Linked DNA regions of Homo sapiens: region 1 is linked to region 2. A link is a contact called in ENCODE Hi-C or POLR2A ChIA-PET data. All regions are on one chromosome and are shown on one strand. Each heading gives the region's core, a stretch centred on a gene start or an enhancer-like site at or near the end of the contact. The rest is flanking DNA. Distances are from core to core; before and after follow the strand shown.

Region 1 (2,700 bases), core at 99-2,598, 65 kb before region 2:
GAGTCAGATGGCCTTATTTTCTGTAACAAAAGTAATATGTAGGATCTTAAAGATAACCTCTTTCCAGTTGGCCCAGCTGAAAAAGAAAAGCTTCATTTATGGACAGACAGGAAAATGTTTGTAATGTTGACAGTAGTTTCTAGGTTCTTTAATTGCCAGAATAGAAATAGTAGAAAAATAACTATAAACTCCTATATTGACACTTGTGTTTGTGAGAGCTCTTTGAAAAATTGAGCACCCAAAAATTTCAGATCAAGGTTCTAGCAAAAAGAGGTAGTAAGGATTTAAAATGGGCAAGTAGCTTTTTTTTTCCTTGAGAAAGAGTTGTCGCCCAGGCTGTAGTGCACTGGTGCAGTCTCGGCTCTCTGTGGCCTCTGCCTCCCAGGTTCAAGCAGCCTCATTCCTCAGCCTCCCAAGCAGCTGGGACTACAGGGCATACCACCACACTCATCTAATTTTTTGTATTTTTAGTAGAGAGGGGATTTTGCCATGTTGGCCTCAACTCATGTTGTCTTGAACTCCTGGCCTCAAGTGATCCTCCCACCTTGGCCTCCCAAAGTGCTGGGACTACAGGCGTGAGTCACCATGGCTAGCCTAAAATGGGCAAGTAGCTTTGACTGAGGAAGTGGAAATGGTCTTTGACCTTTTGGTTGGGAAGAGCAGAAATGAGAGAAATGGATAGAGGTATTTAAATGTCCAGACTTTAGGTTTTGTTTACTTGCATTATTTTCTAAGGCCTTGAGCTTGGTATGTTGGAGCAGAAATGTAGGACTCTAGAGAATTCTTTCATATTTATTGCTCACTGACCCAAGTGAAGCTGATGGGAAATGCCAGTGGTTTGTTATTAGCACCAAAGACCCTACATTTTACTTTGCATGGGGAAACTACTTGTGCCGTTTGAGTATACTGGAAATAGCAGTCTTCTCATCTCTGTGTCAAGATGACTGCATACCATCACCTCACCCCTTAAAGAGGTTGATTGCAAAACTTCAGCTTCTTTTTTTCTTGGGGGAGAGAGGCCTGTTTCTTTAGGTATTTAGGAAGATGTGTATTTTTCTTTAATGGTCACATTTGTTCCATTACCTTTTATATAATATCGTCAGTCCCCTGTTTCCAGTTGGTTCTTAAGCCTCGCTTTTGCTCTTAAAAAAAGCAAGTAAATCTAAGCAACCAGAAAACATAAAGGTAACTAAATTTTCATGTGATCTTCTCTCCTGTACCTTTTAGGTTAGAGAAAATGTTGGTTGGCAGATAAACCTTAGTCACAGAGATGAATTAAGGTAGTTGCAGAGTATTTTGTTCTGTGGTTAGAACATTAGTTTCAAAATCCTGGTCTGGGATCCAATTTCCAGCTGGCTGCATCAATGCCCTGGTAAGCTTGACTTAGATTCCACAGATTTGGCATGGGGCTCAGGCATATTTATATTTTAATGCTTCTCCCCAGGTGGTTGAAATGTGCAATCAGGTTTCAAAACTATGTTGAAAGACCTCAGGCCTTTGGCACTCAGGTAGAGATACGTGTAGGTTTTTACCTCAGCCTTTTTTTTTTTTTTTGTAAACTTTTTTTTTTTAAATTATTATTGTACTTTAAGTTTTAGGGTACATGTGCACAGTGTGCAGGTTAGTTACATATGTATACATGTGCCATGCTGCTGTGCTGCACCCATTAACTCGTCATTTAGCATTAGGTATATCTCCTAAAGCTATACCCTCCCCCCTCCCCCCTCCCCCCACCCCACAACAGTCCCCAGAGTGTACCTCAGCCTTATAACTGAAGTGTAACTTGTGTTCAGTAACATCAAGGCAGGCTAATTGGCTTGCTCAGAAACTTAGCATTGTTCACTAAGTGAATTTAAGTTAATGACTTTTTTTTTTTTTCTGAGGCAAAGTTTTCCTATGTTCCTCAGGCTGGTTGAACTCTTGGGACCAAGCAATCCTTCCCACCTCAACCTCCCAAGTAACTGGGACTGCAGGTGCATGCCATCATGCCAGCTAATTTATTTATTTATTGTTTTAGAGACAGGATCTTGCTGTGTTGCCCAGGCTGGTCTCAGATTCTTGGCCGAATGAGTATCCTGCCTTGGCCTCCCAATGTGCTGGGATTATAGGCCAGGAGCCACAGCGCCCTGCCTAAATAAGTTTTAAACTTTTTTAAAGGAAAAAAGTGATTATTTTTTGTGGAGATGGGGCCTCAGTATGTTGCCCATGCTGGTCTCGAACTTCTAGGCTCAAGTGATCCGCCTCAGCCTCCCAAAGTGCTGGAATTACAGGTATAAGCCACCACGTCCAGCCAAAAACATTCTTTACAGTTAGAAAACTAGTTCTTTTTGAGACAGGCAATAATAGTAGTTATATTGGATCAAACTGTTTGCCTGAGAGGACAGTATGAATTATTTAAATATCTGTTTGACCTTGGACTTGTCATTCACTCTGTTGAATGAGGGTGTCTTGATATATCTTACTTTTCCTACTGAATTAAGCAATGCTGTATCGTTAGGTATTGGCAGCCTTGTTTCAATGAGGAACAGTCTTTTGAGAGATCTCAAGTCATTGAAGGTTTCAGTTGTGAAACGTTACCCTCCATATATTTAGACAATCATTTTACAGATATAATCTGTGTAGTTAGTATTTGTAATGGGCCATGCCATTATTTGGAAATAAATATGATGCTGCCTTCAAGAGATTATACTGTAGGAAAGG
Region 2 (2,700 bases), core at 176-2,675:
ATGAGATACCCTGGTATCCTTGTGATAAAATCCTCTTTAGGCTTAATCTAGCTCAGGGTGGCTCCTGTTAATTTGCCATGGCAAGTCTCACGTGATAAACCATCCCCATTATTCACCCAGTCACCCATGATGGTCCCCTGGGTGTCCATTCAGTCAATCATTCGTCAAACATTCACATAGTTGCCAACTAATGCTGGGTGAGATAGGGGTCCATCCTAGATTCTCCTTCCCTTCAACATCCACACCCCCTGCCCTGGCTCAGGTTTGCCCCTTCCTCCTCGCTGATCTCCCCGCCTCCACAGTCAGCCCCAATATCCTGCCTGCCCAGGGAGAGCAATGTTTCTAAAGCGCGACTCTGGTCATGTTCCTTACATGCTTAAAAGCCCTCTGTGCCAAAACTGACTGGAAGAAATATCTCAAAATATAGAGTAAAAATGCAGAGATGAAAATCATGAGGGAAGAGATACAAACACATCTAGAAAAAAAAAACAAAACAAACAAACAAAACATCCCTCCATACCCTAAGGACAGAGGCCAGCGTCCTTATCCTGGCCCTCTGCACCCTCTGCAGGCTCGCACCTGCCACTCCTGCTTGGCTTCTGTAGTGCAGAACAACGTCGCAGGTGCGGCTCCGTGGTTACCCTCCCTGTGGCTCTGCACACATCGCCCCTCTCCTTGGGACACCCTTCTCCTGGATACCTACTCTTCAAGGCTTAACCCGAGGGCCACCTCCTCCAGGAAGCCCTCTGACTCCTCTGGGCTCTGGTATCACCCTGTGCTGTCCTCTGTCACTGTCCTTATCACACTGTGCTGCCCTTATATGTGCCTGGCTCCTCTTCTGGCCAGTGAGTTCCTTGAGGGCAGGGACCATGTATGCCAAGGCCAGGGACTGGGGAGGCCCCAGCATGTTTGCTGAGAGTCTGAGGAACTTTCTCAGCGCAGCTAACAGTGTAGACCACTGCAGAGCAGGTGGGTGGCTGGCCTTGGTGACCAGTGTCAGGGGAGATGTGGTGGGAACCGGAGGGATGGGGTGGGCATGGGCCCAAGGAGCTGGGGATGCTGAGCAATTCCTTTTCTAGCCCAAGGGAGCTGCGCTTCTGTCCTCCCTCTCATCCTGCTCGGAGCAATTCTGTCATCAGTTTCTCATCCAGGCCCTTGCTGAACATACCCTCCTGGGAATGTGACCCCAAATCTCCCCACAGGAATCCCAAACTTCCCATGGCTCCCAACCTTCCTAGGTATCCCAAACTTCATCAAAGTTTCCTGGAAACTTTTTCTCATGACTCCTAAAATTCCACCGTTCATCTCCCAAATTTCACCTCAAAACCACTTTTCCTGCCCAGCACCCAGGAGGAGAGTGGTGCACTCCTTACCTAGGCCTTGTCCTGGGTGGGGAAGCTGCTGCTGATCTCCACCATGGCCACCAGGAGAGGGGAGGACAAGTTTCTTTTTGATATTGTTAGTCCCCACCCCTTGAACCTCCCCCACACAGCTGCTCAGAAACGTGACACGCCCCCATCTATTTCTGGATGTCTCCTCAGGGCTCAGGAACACCAGCCTCTGCCCAGTCTGACCTGCCCAGTGTTCTTCTAAGGGAGGAAACCATACCTCATATTGTCTTATGTCCGATTTCTGCCTCCAAAGTAAACACTAAAAGGCAGAAATGAAATCCACAAGCAGACAGCCAGACAGCCCAGCGCCACACCCTGGGCCTGGCAGTTAAAGATTGACCCCTGACCTAATCGGTTATTTGTATAAAAAAGCACTGTGAAGATCCCTGTCCTGTTCTGTTCCCTTCTAATTACCGGTGTATGCATCCCCCAGTCACGTACCCGCTGCTTGCTCAATCGATCACGACGCTCTCACGCGGACCCCCTTAGAGTTGTGAGCCCTTAAAAGGGATAGGAATTGCTCACTCAGGGAGCTCAGCTCTTGAGACAGGAGTCTTGCCGATGCTCCCAGCTGAATAAACCCCTTCCTTCTTTAACTCAGCATCTGAGGGGTTTTGTCTGAGGCTCTTCCTGCTACATTTCCCACAAAAAAGGGAATCCCTGAAGCCAGAGAGGAGGTGGACTGAAGCACTGGGGATCCAGGCTGGGACAACTGCCTCCTCACTGGCTGTGGTCCTGTACTCTGGTCAGCCAAGGAGGAGGAAGAGAGGAGGAAGCTTCAGCACCCCGACCTCAGAGAGCGTCTCCTTAGATTTTGTACCTTTCACACAAACACTGAGACTTAGCTAAGGTGCCAGGAGAGATTCGAACTAAGGAGGCTGTATTCTGAGTCCCAGTTCCAGCTCTGACTTACCAGTGATCTTGCAGGACTTCTTAATGCTATACTTAGGATCCCTGCCCAATGACTAGTTTTTTTTTTTAGATGGAGTCTCGCTCTGTCACCAGGCTGGAGTGCAGTGGCGCAATCTTGGCTCACTGTAACCTCTGCCTCTCGGGTTCAAGCGATTCTCCTGCCTCAGCCTCCTGAATAGCTGGGACTACAGGCGCCTGCCACCACGCCCAGCTAATTTTTGTATTTTTAGTAGAGATGGGGTTTCACCATGTTGGCCAGGATGGTCTCGATCTCTTGACCTCGTGATCCGCCTGCCTCGGCCTCCCAAAGTGCTGGGATTACAGGTGTGAGCCACCGCACCCGGCCCCCAATGACTAGATTTGAATCCATCTCTTGGGGCCTTATTTTGGGTTCCAG

The links. A loop is a pair of places that touch in the nucleus more often than their neighbours do. ChIA-PET counts read pairs that join two places held with the same protein, here RNA polymerase II (POLR2A). Pooled maps may share reads with other maps.
Region 1: a map of gastrocnemius medialis shows a loop between it and region 2 (5-fold over the local background). The contact joins the enhancer-like site here to the promoter of ART1 in region 2. A Hi-C loop is called at or near these places in 2 of 168 maps with a recorded cell type or tissue (gastrocnemius medialis and psoas muscle) and 1 of 50 pooled maps. POLR2A ChIA-PET finds 5 or more read pairs at or near these places in 2 of 52 experiments (Panc1 and naive thymus-derived CD4-positive, alpha-beta T cell).

Annotation. Positions count from the first base shown.
Region 1 is chr11:3,708,853-3,711,552 of GRCh38, reverse strand. All of the region lies in intron 20 of NUP98 (nucleoporin 98 and 96 precursor), which reads left to right. Among named protein-coding and RNA genes, the nearest start is that of CHRNA10, 39 kb to the right of the region's middle. Within about 2 kb of position 1,348, at least 3 of the 41 ENCODE cell types and tissues checked have a DNase peak (open chromatin) inside an H3K27ac peak, as active enhancers do; they include gastrocnemius medialis and psoas muscle, where a contact is called at or near this core.
Region 2 is chr11:3,643,853-3,646,552 of GRCh38, reverse strand. It overlaps ART1 (ADP-ribosyltransferase 1), which reads right to left and starts at 1,425. Exons shown (of 5, transcript NM_004314.3): 1 at 1,374-1,425.